Regions from separate parts of the Mus musculus genome. Here regions 1 and 3 are each linked to region 2. The links are chromatin loops, found by intact Hi-C in ENCODE. Cell type or tissue: left cerebral cortex. All regions are shown on one strand. Region 1 overlaps Rbm25 (RNA binding motif protein 25). Region 2 overlaps Zfyve1 (zinc finger, FYVE domain containing 1). Region 3 has its middle 1.4 kb from the start of Psen1.

What was found. Peaks named below come from ENCODE experiments on the same cell type or tissue, not always from the same donor. Only the 100,000 strongest peaks of a DNase experiment are listed, where the experiment ranks them.
Region 1: it touches region 2 in a loop (1.8-fold over the local background); 9 of 42 quality-filtered maps call a loop at or near these places.
Region 3: it touches region 2 in a loop (2.1-fold over the local background); 2 of 42 quality-filtered maps call a loop at or near these places.

What each region holds. Positions count from the first base shown.
Region 1 is chr12:83,641,833-83,644,332 of GRCm38, reverse strand. Rbm25 (RNA binding motif protein 25) reads right to left here. Exons shown (of 19, transcript NM_027349.4): 2 at 1,584-1,704. The coding sequence starts at 1,689. Among named protein-coding and RNA genes, the nearest start is that of Rbm25, 11 kb to the right of the region's middle. In left cerebral cortex, no CTCF peak of the experiment used is centred here; a DNase peak (open chromatin) is centred at 1,063.
Region 2 is chr12:83,593,596-83,596,095 of GRCm38, reverse strand. Zfyve1 (zinc finger, FYVE domain containing 1) reads left to right here. Exons shown (of 12, transcript NM_183154.4): 2 at 774-1,698. The coding sequence starts at 1,216. Among named protein-coding and RNA genes, the nearest start is that of Zfyve1, 2.4 kb to the left of the region's middle. In left cerebral cortex, a CTCF peak has its summit at 1,346; a DNase peak (open chromatin) is centred at 1,245; H3K4me3 peaks cover 232 bases.
Region 3 is chr12:83,685,515-83,688,014 of GRCm38, reverse strand. No RefSeq gene overlaps it. Among named protein-coding and RNA genes, the nearest start is that of Psen1, 1.4 kb to the left of the region's middle. In left cerebral cortex, a CTCF peak has its summit at 1,302 (motif pointing left); no DNase peak of the experiment used is centred here; H3K4me3 peaks cover 481 bases; H3K27ac peaks cover 428 bases.

The sequences.
Region 1 (2,500 bases), 48 kb before region 2:
TCCCACATACCCAGGTGTGTGCTTCACAAGCACAGGATAGTGATGAGCATCCACATGAAAGTAAGGCATAGGACGGGGCGTATCGTTCCTACAAGGGGAAGATAGGTGGATTCCCAGGGATCACTGGCAAGCTATTGTGGCCCAAACAGGATTGAGTTCCAGTAAAAGATCTTGCATCACTTAAACAGAGGAGGCTAGCGAGACAGTTCAGTATATCCAAGGACCTACTGCCAAGACTGACTGACAACCTGAGTTCATTCCCTGGTACCCACATGATAGAGAGAGCCAACTATTAGCTACGCTTTGACCTCCATACCTATACCAGGGCGTATCCTTGCATTTTACACATGAACACAAATTAATAATAATGAAAAATATTAGAAGGCTCAATGTTTGATGGCCAAGACTACAAAGAAAAGAACTTACAAGAAAATACTTAGAACTAGGAATGCTGGCAACACACACACACACACGTACTCCCAAACTTGTGACGTATGGAAAGATTATTAGCCATGCTTGGTTACACAGCAAGGTCCAGACCATCCTAGGCCAGGTGAAAGCCTGCCTTGACTCCTGTCCCCATTAAAAGGAGGCAGGGAGTTATACATAAAACTAAGAAGTAAAATTTGGGTGTGGTAACAATCACCTATAATCTTATCACCTGTTAGGCTGAGGCAAGAGAATAACCCTGAGTTCAAGATTAGTCTGGGAGAGATGGCTCAGCAGCCCTTTAACATGCATTTTTAAGTATCTGCAAAGATAAACCAACTACCACTTTGTTTCCCTTTAGCAATAGTAACAACACTAATTGTTATACTAATTTAGGTAGCTTTGAGGGAAATTAGCACTAACACTTTGAGGGGAATTTCACTGCTAACTTTATTTTTCAAATTTTTAAACCTTATGAATATGGATATAGCACCTTTATATACTTATCATTTTTAAAGAATTTCCAAGCTGATTCAGAAACTCAACCACAAATACAAATCTGTCAAGCCAAGTGTGATGACTCACAACTGTAATCCTAGCATTCAGGAGCCTCACGGACAACTGAAAGGTGGTAGGGAACCTGGGATAACACATTCTGTCTCCAAACAAATAACTTAAATGCTACAGAAAAATCAGACAGTGGTGGCAGTGGTGGCTCACACCTTTGATCCCAGCTCTCAAGAGATACAGACAGGCCTATCTCTGTGGGTTCAAAGCCATCCTAGTCTACAAAGTGAGTTCCAGGACAGCTGTACTATACAGAACTCTGTCAAAAACTGCCCTCTCCCCACTACTACCCCCATAAAAAGAAAGCAAACAACCATGTTCACAATAAAACTGTCACGTATTTACTAGTAAATACACACATATACCATGCTGCAAAGATACAGTCTTTTTTAAAAGAAAAAGGGGCCAGGCATGGTGGCACAAGCCTTTGATCCAAGCACTTAGAAGGCAGAGGCAGGTGAATCTCTGTAGTTCAAGGACCCACAGCTAGGTCTTTACAGAGAAACAATGTCTCAAAAGGGGGTGGGGGCAGGGGGCAAGAAAGAAATGAATGAATGATGATAAGAAAAAAATGTGCTCAAACTTACCTGGAGGTACTGGTGGAGGAAAGCCAGGAAACTGTGGGGGTGGGATCCCTGGAGGGAGAGCTGGGATTCCCATGGGAGGGCGATTCAAATGAGGGGGGAAAGACATTCTGACTGCACCAGTCTAAAGAAAGAAATGACAAATCATTTTATTTGACACCTTTCCAATCTGATATGCCTACATTGTTGACCTTCATTTTTAGAGTATCTGCAAAATTCTAAAGTTTTCTTACCCAAAGGAGTTGGCAAAGACCCTCTTTTCTCTGTCTGTCCATTGAGAATTTTTTAAAACTTAGATCTTTTCTAAAATAAGTTCCCAAAATGTACACGAACTAAGTTCAGGATAGACTCCTACAATCATGTGGGAATACATATAAAGGAAGAAAAAAATTTTGAGGTTCAGTTAATATCAAAAATTAAATGCCAAACATCAATGAATCTTTTAAAACAAACTCAGAATCCAGGAGGGTAGCTAATTTTAAGTGTTCTGATACATTCATTTTTAACCCAATAGATCTTTGAAAACTAAACTAGCAAGGTTAACAGTATTTAATGACTCAGTGTTAGCTAGTTCTTCAAAGACAAACGTGCTATTAAATTACAAACTGAGGGGGAAGAGAGCATGGCTTCTATCAGGTCACAGAATAACTGTTCTAACATAAAGAGCCCACAAATTTGCAATAAGGTAACAGTTTGGTTTGGGTTTTTTTTGTTGGTGTTTTTTGGAGATAAGGATCTCAAGTAATCAAAGCTGGCCCTAAATACTATACAGCTAATGACAATTGTTAACACTTGACCATCCTGACTCTATTTAATTGCAAGTACTGAGATTACTGACTGGTGTATACTACCATACCCAGTTTAAGACATTTTATTAAAGCTAACTTCTAGCCAGGCCTAGTGGCACAAGCCTGTAATAC
Region 2 (2,500 bases):
ACTAGAGCTGAGAGAGTCCATTTTATAAGGATAATTGGGTTTGTAGAGGTCTTTGAGGGTGGTGTGAATTTATTGTTACAATATTTTTCTTAGCTTTTTACAGACCTCCTTTTCCATTTCTCATATATAAGGAGCAGGTGCAGAGGGCTTAGCCTCCTAAAAGCTGTCTGTTTAGTGATTTTGAATCAGAGCTTAATGAAATGAGAAGAGCATTTTACCAACAAACCAGCAAAATCTTTAAGAAGCTCTGGGTCTAGAAGTGTTTTGTTGTTACACATATTTGAGACAGGGCTTCTCTGTGTAGCCCTGGCTGGCCTGGAACTCACAGAGATCCACCTGCCTCTGCCTCCCTTGTGCAGGAGCCTCTAGGCTGGTTTTTGTAGTTAGTTTAGTAGCCAGGCTTCAGCCTTTTTTTTTTTTTTTTTTTTTCTTTCTTTTTTCTTTTTTTGGTTTTTCGAGACAGGGTTTCTCTGTGTAGTCCTGGTTGTCCTGGAACTCACTCTGTAGACCAGGCTGGCAGGCTTCAGCCTTTTGAGTGCTAGGATTTACCACCATACCCAGCATGGCAGTTGATTTCAGAAGGGAGATCCTTAGCCATGATTTTGAGATGACATTTCTAGTCCTAGAAGAAGCCACTGTAAGTTTTATAAGCAAGAATGAGGGTTCTCTCTGGGTTTGGCCTAGCAATTAGGTGCTCCTTTTTGTTTGCTCAGTTTAAGGTACACTTCTGGTTTTTTTCCCCAGATGAGTAAAATCTTCTTTTTCTGCTCTAGGTAGCCCTTGAAACATTGGCTTGAGGTCCAAGTAAATCGAACAGCTCCTCACCACCTTCTGTCATCACTCTGACTTTGTAGCTGAGACCCAAACCAATGAGCTGACCTTTGTGAACCCAGCAGACCCCTCAGCGTGTGGCAGAGACTCTGTCAAGTTCACTTCCACCACATATTTCTTTGCACTTTGCAGAGGATGAGACCATCAAATTCAGTGGACACTGCTGCTGCTGCTGATACAAGAGACTGGGAGGCAGAGAATTAAAAATCTGAACATTTGTGAGCGTGTGAAAATCCTAAGCCAGTCAGGTTTTCTTTTTTAAAGGGCTCAGAACCCTGTGAAGTGCTAGCCACCTTCAGCCTCAAAGCATTTGTCTTCCTTCATTCCTGGGAAAGTACAGTAGTGACTGTTGCAGGGTGGGTGGTTTCCAAACGAGTCTAAGTTATGAGTGCCCAGACTTCCCTAGCAGAGAAGGGCCTAAATCCGGGGCTCATGTGCCAGGAGAGTTATGCATGCAGTGGGACTGATGAAGCTATCTTTGAATGTGATGAGTGTTGTAGTTTGCAGTGTCTCCGCTGTGAGGAGGAACTCCACAGACAGGAGCGCCTTCGAAACCATGAGCGGATAAGACTCAAAGCTGGCCATGTCCCTTATTGTGACCCCTGCAAGGGCCCCAATGGGCATTCGCCAGGTGTTAGGCAAAGGGCAGCCGTGAGGTGCCAGACTTGCAAAATCAATCTCTGCCTGGAATGCCAGAAGAGGACTCATTCAGGGGGTAACAAGAGAAGACACCCCATTACCGTGTACCTTGTCAGTAAGGTCCAGGAGTCCCTGGAGGGGGAAGAGATGGATGAGGAGACCAAGAGGAAGAAGATGACAGAGAGGGTTGTGAGCTTCCTCCTGGTAGACGAAAATGAAGAGATCCAGGTAAGTCGCCAGCCATTAAGGACTCCTGTCTGTATATCCGCCTGTTGCTGGGAACTTGCTCTGCAAAACAGGAAGGAGGCAGTGCCCCTTAGAGGCAGAAAAGACCGGGGCCTCAGAAGCCTTAAGTTGTCTGGAGTCAAATTTACTTAGGTAGGTTGTTCTTGGTTTTGTTTTGAGAAGTTTCACTCTGTAGCTAGGCTGGCCTGGAATTCACAATAGTCCTCCTGCCTCAGCTTTCCAAGTGCTGAGGTTGTAGATGTGAGCCATTATGCCTGGCTTACCTTTTGTTTTGTTTTTTGTTTTTTTAGATAGGGTTTTGCTGGGTAGTTCAGACTGGCCTTGAACTGGTGATCTTCCTACCTCAGCCTCTTGAGGTGCTAGGACTGCAGAGTTAAGATTTAGTTATTTAACTACTAGATAATCTTGGGCCAAATTCATTTTCCTTTCCTCCAAGCCTTAGTTTTCTCATCTATACAATGGGAACAGTGGTTGTGAGACTGAAATGAGTCTCTGCAGGTTGCCTGCCAGTACTGTCATTAGTGGTAGGAAAAACTGCTTAAAATGGCTTAAAACACACAGGAGAATATGTAGAAAACAGTGAATAATGTTACAGATACAGGACTGTGTATCCTCAGTATTGAAGGGAAAAATATCTTTTACAAAGACTATTCTTTCAGGTGGCCTCTTTTGGTTTAATTATACAAACTTTTTAGTCCATTATCTATTGCTGTAGCAAAATACTTGAGTCTGGGTAACTTATGAAGAATAAAAAAGTTCATTTTGCTCACGGGTCTAGATGCTA
Region 3 (2,500 bases), 92 kb before region 2:
CTCTAGGGTTTGAGGCGCGTCTAGCGTTCTTCCAGTCTACAAGTGACATTTTCCCTTGTTTTTGGTTGAGACTGCGATTCGAGCGTTCCCTGCCGGTATCAAACATACCTTGTAGGAAAGGATGGGCTTGAACCTATTTATTTGGTTTCCATGTGTGGGGACACCGTGCCTTGTTTTGTAGTGACATTTTAAATCCAACACTTCCCATTTCTCCACAGTATTTATTTGAACAGTTCCTCAAAACGGATAAAATTTACTGTTTGTACTCTCAATAAACCAAAGCGATTGGTGGGTAAACAGAACCTGAGAAATATCCTATTAGTCTAGGTTCCGAGTCTGAAAGTCTTCCCAGATGGCAAGCTTCTAGAAAGCAAAGAATGTTTCCTATCTTGATTTTTACATCCCTCAGATTTTCCTTAATCGGAGAGACAATTATCAACAGCACACCACACATTTCACTTGGGCAAAAAACAACAGAGAAATTATTCATAATCCCAAATAACCAGAAAACGGCTAATGTGCTTAAGGAGCACACACGAGGAACTAGATTCTACTCCCAACAGAGACAAATACATCGGGATGGTGTTGTATCTGAAATCATAACACTCAGGAGGAGATGGGGCAGGACAGTGAGTTGAAATCGGACTGGGATTCCTAGCAAATTACAGGTCAAACTAAGATACACTGGGTCAAACTTCCTTTTTTCTACTTCCCAGAAGGCCTCGTTCTAAATAGTAGAGCATCCATCTCCATTTTCTCCCAACATTCTCAACCCTGCTTCAATAAACTCAGACTTCACTATTTTCATGCTTAAGATCTTGATACTTTAGTCTTTTCCGCCAGCGGAATGGCAACTGGGAGGAGACATAGCATAACCTTGGGTAGTTTTCCCTCAATCATTTACTTATACCCTCAATCATTTACTTATATGGGAAGAAGGCAGAAAATTGTAGACAGTACAGAACAAGCTCAATACACTTGCTAAACAAGCATAGACTAAAAGCCATTTGCAAACTACATTAATTGCGATCTTTTGGTAGAATGGCAAATGCTGTAAACTATACAGAGAAGCAATTTCGACAAACATTTTTGTGCAAAGATGTTCGTGGAGTACTGGTATATATATAAAAAAATCTCACTGTCCTACAACAAATCTTAGTTCACCTAGGTTATAAAACTCATGAATGGGGCTGGTGAGATGGCTCAGTGGTTAAGACCACTGACTACTCTTCCAAAAGTCCTGAGTTCAAATCCCAGCAACCACATGACGGCTCACAACCATGAGATCTGACGCCCTCTTCTGGTGCGTCTGAAGACAACTACAGTGTACTTACATATAATAAATAAATAAATCTTAAAAAAAATACTCATGAATGAAAGCTATGAGCAAGAGAACTGTCTAATGGACAAAAATGGCAGTTGTATTTACACTCAGTGTTCCAATAGATTCTTGTAAAAGTAAACCCTCAAAGGGGAGGGGGGACAGGAACTGAGTAGACTACAGATACTTCTGTTTTCTATATTCCTTTTTAGGGATATAAACACAAATATTACATAAATGACATGGGAAGACTGACACCAGGGAAGGGCAAAGGTGATTAAACATTAACCACCAATGAATATCAAATAGACAGACAATGTTTATAGAGTGCCAAGAGAAGCTAATGTATCCCACTCGGGCACCCACGGAAATATCAAGGCACACAACACTTCTAACTATGTGAATAAGATCTGAGACATTTGAAAGGCACATACTAAATAATTTTCTATTTTTTCAATGTAATATAGCATTGAGGGTCTAGAAACACTAAAACCTAAGAATGACCAAACAGTGCCAAAGAATAGTGAGAATTTCTGCAGTGTAGCATTTATTTTCCCCATTATTCAAAACCTGGCAATAGGAAGATGAGAAAACCCAGTAGCAACTAATGAGTGAAGCAGGAAATGACTTGGCCTGATTGACTAGGTCACTTAGGAGAGGAGCCTGCAAGGCAAGACTAGGAATGCAGTCACTAGAAGCCAGGACCTAGTCAATCAGGCCAGGTTTTCCTAACAATGACTCCAAGGTAAGTAATATTTGCATATGACCAGAATTCACTTTTGCTCACAGAAACTTAATGATTTCCTACAGAAATATCTTTCAATGAAAAATTTGCCTTTATTTAGAATATCGCCTAGAAATCAAAATATGTTTCCTCAGTTTCTATAATTGGGTACAACTACCAACAATGTAAAGCTGCCAGGAAAAAATAAAAAACTGTTGAACTATTCATTTTTCCTTTTGTTATCAAAAAGGAACTGAGTGGGCTAGAGAGATTGCCTAGCAGTTTAGAGGTCTGACTGCTCTTTCAGAGGTCATGAGTTTAATCCCCAGCAAGCACATGGTGGCTCAAAACCATCTGTAATGGGGTCTGATGCCCTAGTCTGGTGTGTATTCATATACATAATAATAATAAAAAAGGGAATCTGAGTATTGTCTGACTTGTTTCTTAGTATTTTG